Regions from separate parts of the Homo sapiens genome. Here region 2 is linked to region 1. The links are chromatin loops, found by intact Hi-C in ENCODE. Cell type or tissue: endothelial cell of umbilical vein. All regions are shown on one strand. Each heading gives the region's core, and the rest is flanking DNA. Links, peaks and the distances in the headings are about the cores only.

The links. Hi-C counts contacts between places; a loop is a spot of excess contacts. Peaks named below come from ENCODE experiments on the same cell type or tissue, not always from the same donor. Only the 100,000 strongest peaks of a DNase experiment are listed, where the experiment ranks them.
Region 2: it touches region 1 in a loop (2.8-fold over the local background); 2 of 110 quality-filtered maps call a loop at or near these places.

Annotation. Positions count from the first base shown.
Region 1 is chr11:124,112,370-124,117,763 of GRCh38, reverse strand. It overlaps VWA5A (von Willebrand factor A domain containing 5A), which reads right to left and starts at 2,314. Exons shown (of 19, transcript NM_001130142.2): 1 at 2,282-2,314; 2 at 1,084-1,198; 3 at 210-267; 4 at 1-91. The coding sequence starts at 252. In endothelial cell of umbilical vein, for the core only: no CTCF peak of the experiment used is centred there; DNase peaks (open chromatin) are centred at 2,343 and 3,693; H3K4me3 peaks cover 1,110 bases; H3K27ac peaks cover 1,003 bases.
Region 2 is chr11:124,171,440-124,176,833 of GRCh38, reverse strand. No RefSeq gene overlaps it. Among named protein-coding and RNA genes, the nearest start is that of OR10D3, 9.2 kb to the left of the region's middle. In endothelial cell of umbilical vein, for the core only: no CTCF peak of the experiment used is centred there; a DNase peak (open chromatin) is centred at 2,663.

The sequences.
Region 1 (5,394 bases), core at 154-5,153:
ACTTTCTCCTCATTCTCGTAGTTCAAAGTTGCAGACACACCAGCCACAAACTCGTAAATGTTCACGCTCACAGAGATACTCTTCAGCGGCACTGGAGATAGACCAGAGTTCAAGTTCATCAAGCTTCAATAGATTGCCTCCTTGTAGATCAAGCCTTGTGATAGGTGCCAAAGATTCAATGGCAAGTAAGAGTCACAAATTAGGCTTACCTGGCTCCCGGTGGAGGGTGAGTAGGCCACAGAAGTGCACCATGGTGATGCAAGATTTCTGCAGAAAAGACATATCACAAACAGAGGACATGTTGGAAGTTATCTGTTCAAACACCAGTACTTTATGTGCCTTTCTCTGGCATAAGAATACATTCAAAGGGTTAATGTTGGAGTTAGGAAGTTGGAACCTTTAAAAAAAAGGAGACAAAGATTTCAGTCATAAGGGTCCTTTTAAATGGCAGTCCCAGGTGGGGAAGGTGTAAGATTCACTGGTATCTACTAAACAGGAAATCTCTGAAACACCCTGAGGCTGGTTCAAATACCAATTCCACTTTCTCAAAAGTGTATTTAATTCACCACTCCTTGGGCATATGGAGTAGGTGTCACTAATCCCTCTGAGCCTCAGTATTTTCTTTCCAAAATGAGTAGTATAATATCCACACATCGTATGTGAATTAATACATGTGAAGTCCCTACAATAGCACATGGGCCATAGGAGGCATTTAATCAATGATGACAGACATCACTATTGTCCCTATTATTGTTGTTACTGTTAATCAATAAACCTCTGCCACCATTCACTTTGGATCATGGCATTCAGAGACGCGCTGCATGTGAGAAGCTGTGTGATTCAAGATGGACTCCTGCCACAGGCCATTTACCTTGTGGCTTTTCTTTTGGGACCCAAAATTAAAAGATACGAGTATATTTGTTTGTATCCATCCAAGATATTCTAATATATTTAAATATTATATAGGCACATAGCCTACATTTGCACCCCCACTAAACAGCACCAATAAATCAGGCTTTTCATTCCATATCTGTTTTTATTTTGAGAAATTGGATAAAAACTGAGTGTGGCAAAATGACTCACAATTCGACAGCAACGCAGAGGACAGTGGCAGGTGTGAGGAGAGGAGAGGATGCTCAGAAAAGGGCTTCTACGCAGACCTCTGACCTGGGCAAGTTCTCTGGTAGAACAGGCTGGGCTGGGGGAGGGAAGAATTTCTAATAACACATTAAGCAGAGAGCCTAAAGCAGGAGACTCACACAGGAGTAAAACAGCTGAAAGAGAAGCTCTCAGGCTGGGCAATACTCACCAAGGTGGCTAGAGTAAAAGAGAGAGAGACGCAAAGGGCACCCCTACAAGGAAATAGCCTTCGCTTCCTGATTCTAAGCTCAGAACAAATCCTCCGTTGAGGAAAACTTGCTATTCTGCACCCTTGCCCCCACTCTTCCCAGTACAAACAAAATTAGTTTGGGTCAGAATTAGTTCTGTCTCTCAGGATGGCACTTCAGAAAGGCAACTTGCAAGGCTTAGGTAGAGACTGGCCACCAAGCTGAAAGCCATGAATCTGAGGCAGCTGGGAGAATACAAGGCTTCCGGCCTAGCCAGGTAGCTGCTTCAGGAATGCAGAGTCCCAGCACCAGCCGCTCAGCAGCTAGGAGGGTGGGAGGGGAGCTGGGTGGCACCACCGGCCACACACACCCCTGCGGCCTGTGGCAGGGGTGAAGTGGAGAACTCGGAACCAGACAAGGAGGAGATTTGGGGTAAGAAGTGGGGCTTGGATAAAATCAGAGATTGATTTAACCTTTCCATTCAGTCCTAGATTTCCAATGTCCACGTATTTACAGAAGAGACTGCGTCGGTCTCTTACATTTCTATAGAGAAGGGCTTAGGGGCTGCAACTGATTGGAGTAGATGAGGCTTACAGCCTCATTTCCTCAGCTTACACTATCCTGAAACTGAGAAAACATCAATTGTCTATATCAAAGAAAGAAAGCGGGAAAAAAAGTAAAGTAAAAGAGAAGGAAAGTAGGAAGAAGGGCCTTGAGATTAGGAGATGGCTAAATCCCTCCTTCAACCTCCAAAAGATTCCCCTAAACTGCCAAACTTGCAGGAACCTTCCTGGGGATCATACATCAGGATGAAATCCTCCACCCATGGGGCGTGCAATTCAAGGAGCCCCTACAAATTTGGGGACTGGGGAAAGGGAGCTAGAATGTGGAGCTCTCAGTCTTCCAGAGCAGGGGTTGGATCCAGGCCCTGCACCGGTAGCTTGGTCCCCTACCTTCCTCTCCTGCAGCCCGGAGCGCTCTGAGTCACAGCGGAGTGAAAACAGCTGCAGTCATAATTTCCGGAAAGAACCGCCCCCTTCTAGGGACCGGTTATAAAGTAGCGACTACAAGACTAAGGGATCAACGGAAAATTATTGAACAAATAATCGAACTTTCGCTTGTTTGTATCAAAGGAAAAGTCTTCGACTTTGGAACGTTTGGTTTTTTTCTTTGCTCTTTGCTAAGGAACAATCAGAGAACAGGCAAAGAGGGCAAGGGAAAATGCTGCAACAGGAACAACAACAATGACATTAAAAACTGCATATTTTTGTAAAAGCTTAATTGCCAAAGGCTTACTGTGTCCTGGGCCCTGTTAATCAAAGCTTTATGGAGATTATATCATTGACACCTTATCTCTAATGTGAGTCATTTTCCCCCAAGTTGCCCCTCCCCTACAGCAGGGGGAAAGATAAGGAGATAGTGCAAGGCACACACATCTGCTCTAATGAGAGAAGCTCTAGCCAGGGAAGCCCAAGTCTTCCTGTCATGGGTCGCTTATGGGATCCTGAAACCAAATGTTTGGGTTAACGATGTAAGTAACTGAGAATGTCTATGCTCATTTACCTGGCTAAAGGACATTAGAAGCGATCAAGGTCCCCATGGCTTCTCTATTTCAAAACAACCTATTAAATCTGAGACTTAAAGTGTCATATTGCTGTCGAGAATCTATAGGATAAAGAATACATGATACATATGGAAAACACAGCTTGATTTTGGTCTCTGTGATGTATTTTTTGTGGATATACTTGTTATATACTGGTTATATACTTGTTTTTGTGAGATATTTGTTATATACAAATAACTCTCCCCAAGTTATTTGTTCTCTCATCTGAAACGGGGATAATGACAAACCTCCACTGATTGTTTTTGTGAGATCTAATGAATCTTAGTGGCTATAAAAGTTTTATATATATATATATATATATATATATACACACACACACACACACACACACACATTTATATACTTTATATATATACACCCACATACACATTTATATACATGGATGTGCATGCATAGATGTATATATGTGTATATATGTACACCCATGCATGTATATACAGTTACATGCATGTAATATATGCATATATAGTAAAGCATAATATAAGCACAAATTCTATTTTATCAGTACTAGGCCCTACAACCATGTTTTTTACATGTACTGAACTAATTATGAGAGGAAATTATCCTTTTCTCTGGAGAGAAATCATGTCTGGTATTGTTCCTTGTGACTGTGCCTTCTTTCCATTGGCCGAAACATCTGAGCAACAAAAGGGAGGAGCTGGAAACGTGGGCAGAGTTCATCATCTGATCCTGCTGGGCTTAGAGCTTAGCACTAAAAGTCTGCCACAGACCAGGCATGCAGCGTGGTTAGAGGGCACTGAATCAGGAAACACACAGAAGTTGCTGGTTGTTGAAAAAACAACTATGTGAAAATTCCCATAACCTAGCACAATATACACAATTAAACCGATATAGATGAGATATCTTCACTTAAAAGTCTGTCTTAGTGTTGCCAGGCATTCCTCAAGGTTGATTCTCACCTTCTTTTTTATACTAACAGGAACCCCAAGTTTCACAATGTCTATGACCATTCAGAATAAAAACATTGCCTAGCCTCCCTTAAAGCTGGTGTGGCCTTGTAACTAAGCTCTGGCCCATAGGGTACAAGAAATAAGTGCAACACCATGTCATGCCCTTTCAAAGAAAAGAGGATGGCTTCCCATTCACTTTACCCTCTTCCTGCTCATTGGTGTGAATGCAGGTAACTGAACCAGCTTGAACCATAAAGACTAGATCATAAAGCCTGGAGCATTTCCCCTAAAAATGGAGAAGCAACAAGACAGAAAGATCCTGAGCCCCTGAGACTCTCATAGAGCAAGCCACTGTATCATCACAGAATTTTACAGGATAAAGTAACAAATTTCTCCATGGTTTATAACAGCTCTTTGGGTCCTTATCTTACCCTAATACATTTGATTATGATTAATTAAAAAGTAGACTTTTAAGGAAACTATCTTCTTCAGAATATGAAAAGCACATTTGCTTATAATGGAAATAGAAATCTGCATATTATGAGAACAATATCCAATTTATTTTAGCGCCCACCACTGTAACACATGTGCCCTGAATTATGCCGGTGTGTGTTGATTATGTTGATCATAGTTTGCTACTTATTTTTCTTCAGTTCTTCTGAGAGCCATTTCCCTTCCTGAAATAAAAAGGCTGTTTGTCATAGAGTGCTTAGCATTGGTTCAGAACAGGCTTTCAATAAGTCGTTTCGGTCATTGTCTCATTTCTGTTATTCTCTTTCTTCAATGTTCTCTATCATCATGGAGTTTTAAGTGTCCAGTTCTGCTTGTTCTCTCTCCTCTGATGTTTCCATAGCAATTCACCTAAAACTTCCTGCCGTTTTTATCATACTTGAGCCCTTTATGTGCTCTTAAAATTGTAAACCTTTAAGAAAGTAAGTTTTTAAAAGTCATGAAGTTATTTGTTTAATGAATAAATACATACAAATCCCAGTGGTTGTATATACGCTTAGGTCTTGTGATTGCAATCCACTATAGATACTGGAGAATAGATTTCAAAAGCTCAAATAACAAATGCTCAGACGTGCACAAATCTTATAAGCATTTATTACATATTGGTGATAACAATTATAATTAATAGGTATAATTTTCATATGATCACCGATAACTTGGAAATTAAGTGTTTGAAGATATCACAGACAACCTGGGCTCAGCAGAAACTTATCATGAATGAATGGATAGATAGAGTGAATTTAAAAATATGCATAGTACTATATATTGAGTTCCTATTTGAAACCAGTGCTAAGTGTTTTACATAGTATGTCAAACTACATTAATTACAGACAGGAATAATGTCTGTGATCACAAATCACTTAGTAGTTTGTCAGAAATTTCTTGGATGAGAGTGACCATTGCTTAAAAGTAACAATTTTCATCGATTACAAGCAAATATGCTCCTGACAAACCCAAAGCCTAGACAAATGCCAAAGGGGATAGGCAGGATGCAGCTCAAGTGTCTAAAAATCTATGAGGG
Region 2 (5,394 bases), core at 103-5,102, 59 kb before region 1:
CTATCGCTGCCAACAGAGCTTGTTTCTCTGTGAAGACAAAAGGGCATAATGCTCCATATCTTCTGGCATCATTCTTTTGTCCTCTCACAGGGCCTGGCCCCACCACCAAATGAGCCACGAGAATGCACGTGCACATACAACACATCACACATTATGTCTTTTATCACAGAGCAGCCAGACAAAAACAGCAGGAGGGGATCCACTCTGAATGGGAACCCTTCCAGCTGAGATTAAATAATTATATCTTGCATGATCAAGATTTGAACCCAGAACTTATGATTCAAAATCTTATGCTCTGGTTTTCATGTAGCAATCATTGGTTTGGGGAGCTATCAATCATTGAGAGTTTCGAAAGTGTCAGGAAGGAAAATTTTTGAAAGAAGACTATCTCTTTGCTTTTCAGGTAAAATTGACCAGTTGAGTTAAAGTGAATGCTCTCTGAGGTGTCTGGTAGATCTTCCAGAGTGGTCCTGAGTAAAAGTCTCATCATGTTGTGTACATGAACCAATTGGTTATGTCCTAGTTAAAAGAAAATCATTAGTTTATCCATGGAATTAAGTGAATTATGGAAAGAATATCTAGTTTTTTAAAGAGAAATAATAGCATAAGATTTTGAATCATAAGTTCTAGGTTCAAATCTTGATCATGCAATTATTGATGTATAAGAATATACAACTTACTTAAACTGTCTCAGGGTCACTGAATTTCTTTACCTACAAAATTGAGATTATGATACCAACTCTCACATGTATTTTATGAATTTCAAATGAAATATTGTGTGTGCATTTTCTTGAAATAGAAATTCTCTGCAAATGTGAAGAATTGACACTAGTTTAATTATTTTTATTTAATAAGCACTATTAAAATGGTTCGCATCATGTCTTGAAGAGACCTAAACTATCGGAATTTTTAACAAGATTATTGAAATATAATCCACATACCAGAAACATATCCTTTTAAAGTGTAGAATTCAATTATGTTTTGTAAATTTACAGCTTTGCAGCAATACCTTAATCCAGTTTTAGAATATTTTTGTTACTTTGAAAGGATTCTCCATGCCCATCTGAAGTTGCCCCCTGTTCCTACCCTTAGCCCTACTCATTCACTAATCTACACTCTGTCTCTATTGATTTGTCTTTTCTGGACAGTTCCTATAGACAGAATCATACAATATAAGGCCTTTTGTATCTGATTTCTTCAAATTAGCATAATGTTATCAGGATTTGTTCACATTGTGACATTTATCAGTTCTGCATTCCCTTTTGTGATTCACTAATATTTCACTGTATGAATATACCACATATTTATCATTCATTTATGGACATATGAGTTTGTTCCACTTTGGGCTATTAATAATATTATTATGAAAATTTGTGTACAAGTTTTTTTTGTGGCCATAGGTCTTCAGTTCTCTTGGGTATACATCCAGAGGTGAAATGCTGGATATATAGACTATTGGCATTTAGATTTGAATTACACACAGAAGGAAAAAAATTCATACTGACTTATTCATTTCCTTACATGTATGTTGTTTCAAACTCAAAGCTAGATATAAACTCTTGTTTACCACATTTCTATGGTAATGAAACAAAAATGAACGAATGCAAAAAAACTATAGAACCAATAAAATTCTAATAAAGAACATTAATTTGCTCTAACATATTATGTTGTATTTCTGAAACCAAATCATTGATACTAAATTTTATAATAAAATATTTATATTTGTGAGTCTTGTGTTTTACATGGCAACTTGATTCTAGAATTTAAAATATATTTGGCCATCGTTTGAGCCATCTTTCTTACCCTTGTTGTAATCTTACTTCTTTTAAAAATGACTTTTTTGATTTACCAGGATAATATTTTTACTGGCTAAATAATTAAATTTTAAAGAAAAGAAAATAAAATTTTGAAGGAAAACTATCAATCCAAAATGGTCTTCAAATTACGGTTAGAGAATTCTCCAAGGAAGAGTGGTGTTGAATGTCAGTATAACAACCATAACAGGAATAGGTTAATCCCAGAATATGTGGAGATGGCTCTAGATGACCAAATGCCATCACAAGATGTTGTACATATCATAAGAGGGCAAAGGAAGGTGTATCAAAGGAGAAAAGTAGACACTCCTCCCCACCAATGTTGTGGTGTTATGTAAGTCCCACAGCTTAGTCCCAGAACTCTGTGAAGATGAAGATGAGGATAGAAAACTCAAAATTAACTGGGTTTACTTAAAGATAACTAGATTATTTTTTCCTATCATTTGACAGAAATGAAATCTTGGAATAAAAATGAGCTCAGTTTAAAAAAATCAAAGGAAATTACATTTTTGTATATCTGAGTTTGCAGCATATGAACAATAGTTTACCCATTTTGTATCCTCTCCGTGTATCTGAAACCTGCTGTGGCTCCCCAAGAGGTATGACAGTGACATCAATTCTATTATCACATATATCTGGGTGTGAATCAAGGGCCTGAAAATATAATGGCTGGAGCAGAATTACGAGCAGAAGATAATAGGCCTAGTTAAATTCAATGAACGTTGAAAATTATTTGAGCAGTGTATTTCACTTGCAACATTTCACTGACCTTAAAGCTTACTCCTAATTTCACAGGGCTCAGTGAACTAGCTTTGTTTGTTGCTGACTCACTGGGTCCTCTCTCGAATGGTCTCCATGGAAACCAAATGCAGAGAGGAAAGGAAAGCACAGGAAGGTAGCCTAACAATTTCAAGCTTGCTGTTTTGTTTTCCTTGGGTCCTGACTATAGAGCTAATGGCTTAGCATGGCTAAGTAAATATTATTTATACCAAATAAACATAAGTATATAATACTATAAGTATAAACACTAAAAAATACTATTCTATAATAATAATATAAAATAAAAATAATGTATACTATATAATAATACAATACTATATATATAAGTATTCTATGTTATTGATTTTTTTAATTAGAGAAAAAATAAATAAGAACTAATGACATTTTTTTCATTTTCTTCTTATTTCTATGCCTTAGCCTCTCCTGGATTTTTTCTCTAAAACCAACTGCTATTCCCAAATTTTCGAATTCTAGAAGCCAATAAAGCTAAATTTGAATGTCATGTCTTCCCTCAGGCCTACCCCGATATACCCAGATCAAACTAACCTTTCTCATTTGAACCCACTTCAAATTTTAACTGTATTTTTCTTATGACTGACAATATATAATTTGTTGCATTGCTAATTTTATAAAGGCCTCTAATTCATATTTTCCATAGCTCCTAGCTAAGCGTCTTTGTAGATCCTCAATGAATGTTTGCTAAATTAATATATCGGCTAATTAAAATAAGAGGAAACCTACTTATCCCTCAGATATCTTGATGAGAGGCAGAACTCCCAATTTAGTATATTCGTTTCTGTGCACTCATCTAGATATGTAGAATTTTTTCCTCATTTAAAAGAGCTGTTTATATTAATGATCTCTGAGGTCCCTTTTAGTTCAAAAGTTGTGTTTAATAATAATATATAAAAATAAGATATGATTATGGTGCATGTAAGTAAGGTTTTTTTGTGAAGTCTAGTCTGAATGTTTCTCTTTAATGCTATTCACCATTGGCTTCTGAGTGGATAGGGTCAGCTCTATAAGTAATGAAACTGGCAGAGGCCTGAGGGCTGGCTACATAAGGATATCATTTACAAGGAGATAGCCAACTCAATATTAAAAATAGTTAATAGACTTTCAGCTCTGCTCAGGCTCTTGTGCTGAGCCACTGCAGTAGAAATAGACAGGATTAGTGGAAGAAGACATATGGGGCACACTGGGCCTATTCTTGGGGAATTTGCAATGTATGCAGTAGATAAGACAAATACAAAGATAATTATAAAACCTTATTTGAAATCAGACAAGATCAATAGAAGACATAAATCCTGAATTAGATTTCAATCCATTTCTTGAAGTAACCTTGGATAACAGAGAACCTCACTTTGTTCTCACTTTTTCTGTGTTATTTTGTGTATGCTGTTTGGTCTGTGTCTAGTTGTTTCATCATACTTTTTTTTTTTTAAACTTTATGTGACATTTAAGGTCCCATCCACCTCCATCCACTTATAAGGACATTAGCATTTATCTTCTATTTTGATAGAGATGGTTTGTTATTGTGGACCCCAAAGGATTTTTCTTATATTTAGCTGAAAGCGACAGATTTCATTCTATTGGTGTGTGTTATCAAAATTGTTACCTTGTTTAATTATATTGTGTGTGCATGTATGTGTGTGCATGTAGTGTTGTGTGTTTCTTTGTAGGTATTTAAGGTAATTAAATACTCCCTAATGTCATGAAACTTAACTAAGAACATAAAGTGCCTCTAACTTTGGGACTTCAGAATGGTGGGGAGGCGGTTTGTCATGCGGTGTAATACATCTTCACAGCAAGTACTGACGGAAAAAATTAGCAAGTACCTAATTTAATCTATGAGGACGGTCATGGTTAACAGTCCCTCGTGAAATTCACACTGAGTCTCAAATTGCTTACCCTGGCCCAGCTGCTCAATTTAACTGTGGGGTTTTAATTGAGCTTTTCACCATGTGCTGATCAAAGCCAGCTGTCAGGAATGAAATATGATTGACAGGTTCCACTGATGCTTCTTTGAAGTGAGAAAAGTCCACACTCAGAATATGCAGCCACTTAGAGCTTTGACATTTAAAATCCATATTTTCGCTGTTCTTTCTTGTCAATTTCAACCAAGTCTATTTAATTGCATTGCAATTGACAAGTGGCATTTTTTCCACTAACTCCCACAAGAGAGAATAATGCTGTAGGAAAGCTAGTTTTTAGAAGTTTTTTTTTTTTTTTTTTTTTTTTTGGAGCAGGGGAGTTGCTTGTTTGCTTTTTAATACAGTGATTTAGAAAAAAATCAGCCTCACCTCGGAAATGCTGAAAAACTGATGTAAATGAAATTATCCATGAACATGTGTCTGGAAAGGAGGCTGTATATTAACATGTATGTGTTACACTCATAATTAGTTTTTCCTTGGAATAACAATTGCAGAGTGAATCCAAGACATAAACACTGTAACAAGCCTTCTTGCATTGGCTAACTAATCCTCTTTACCTCATGACACAGCTCACAAATGGAAACCAACAATTAAAGGGCAAAATAGCCAAAATCATAATGAGCATAAAAAGCATCTCGTAGAAATGAATACCTTTGAGATTAATTAACTAAAAAAAAATTCTTCTCGATGATTCCCTTTGAGAGATTCTATAGCTGGATGTAAGCGATAACAGAAGTTTTTGTAAATGTGTTTCCTACCAGGAGTTTTCCATTATGCAACTGAAAAAACAATGACCATTTACTGAGTTTTAACAAACGATGTTAATAGGAGTGACTATGGAAAGCACTTGCTTTGGTCAACAGTAC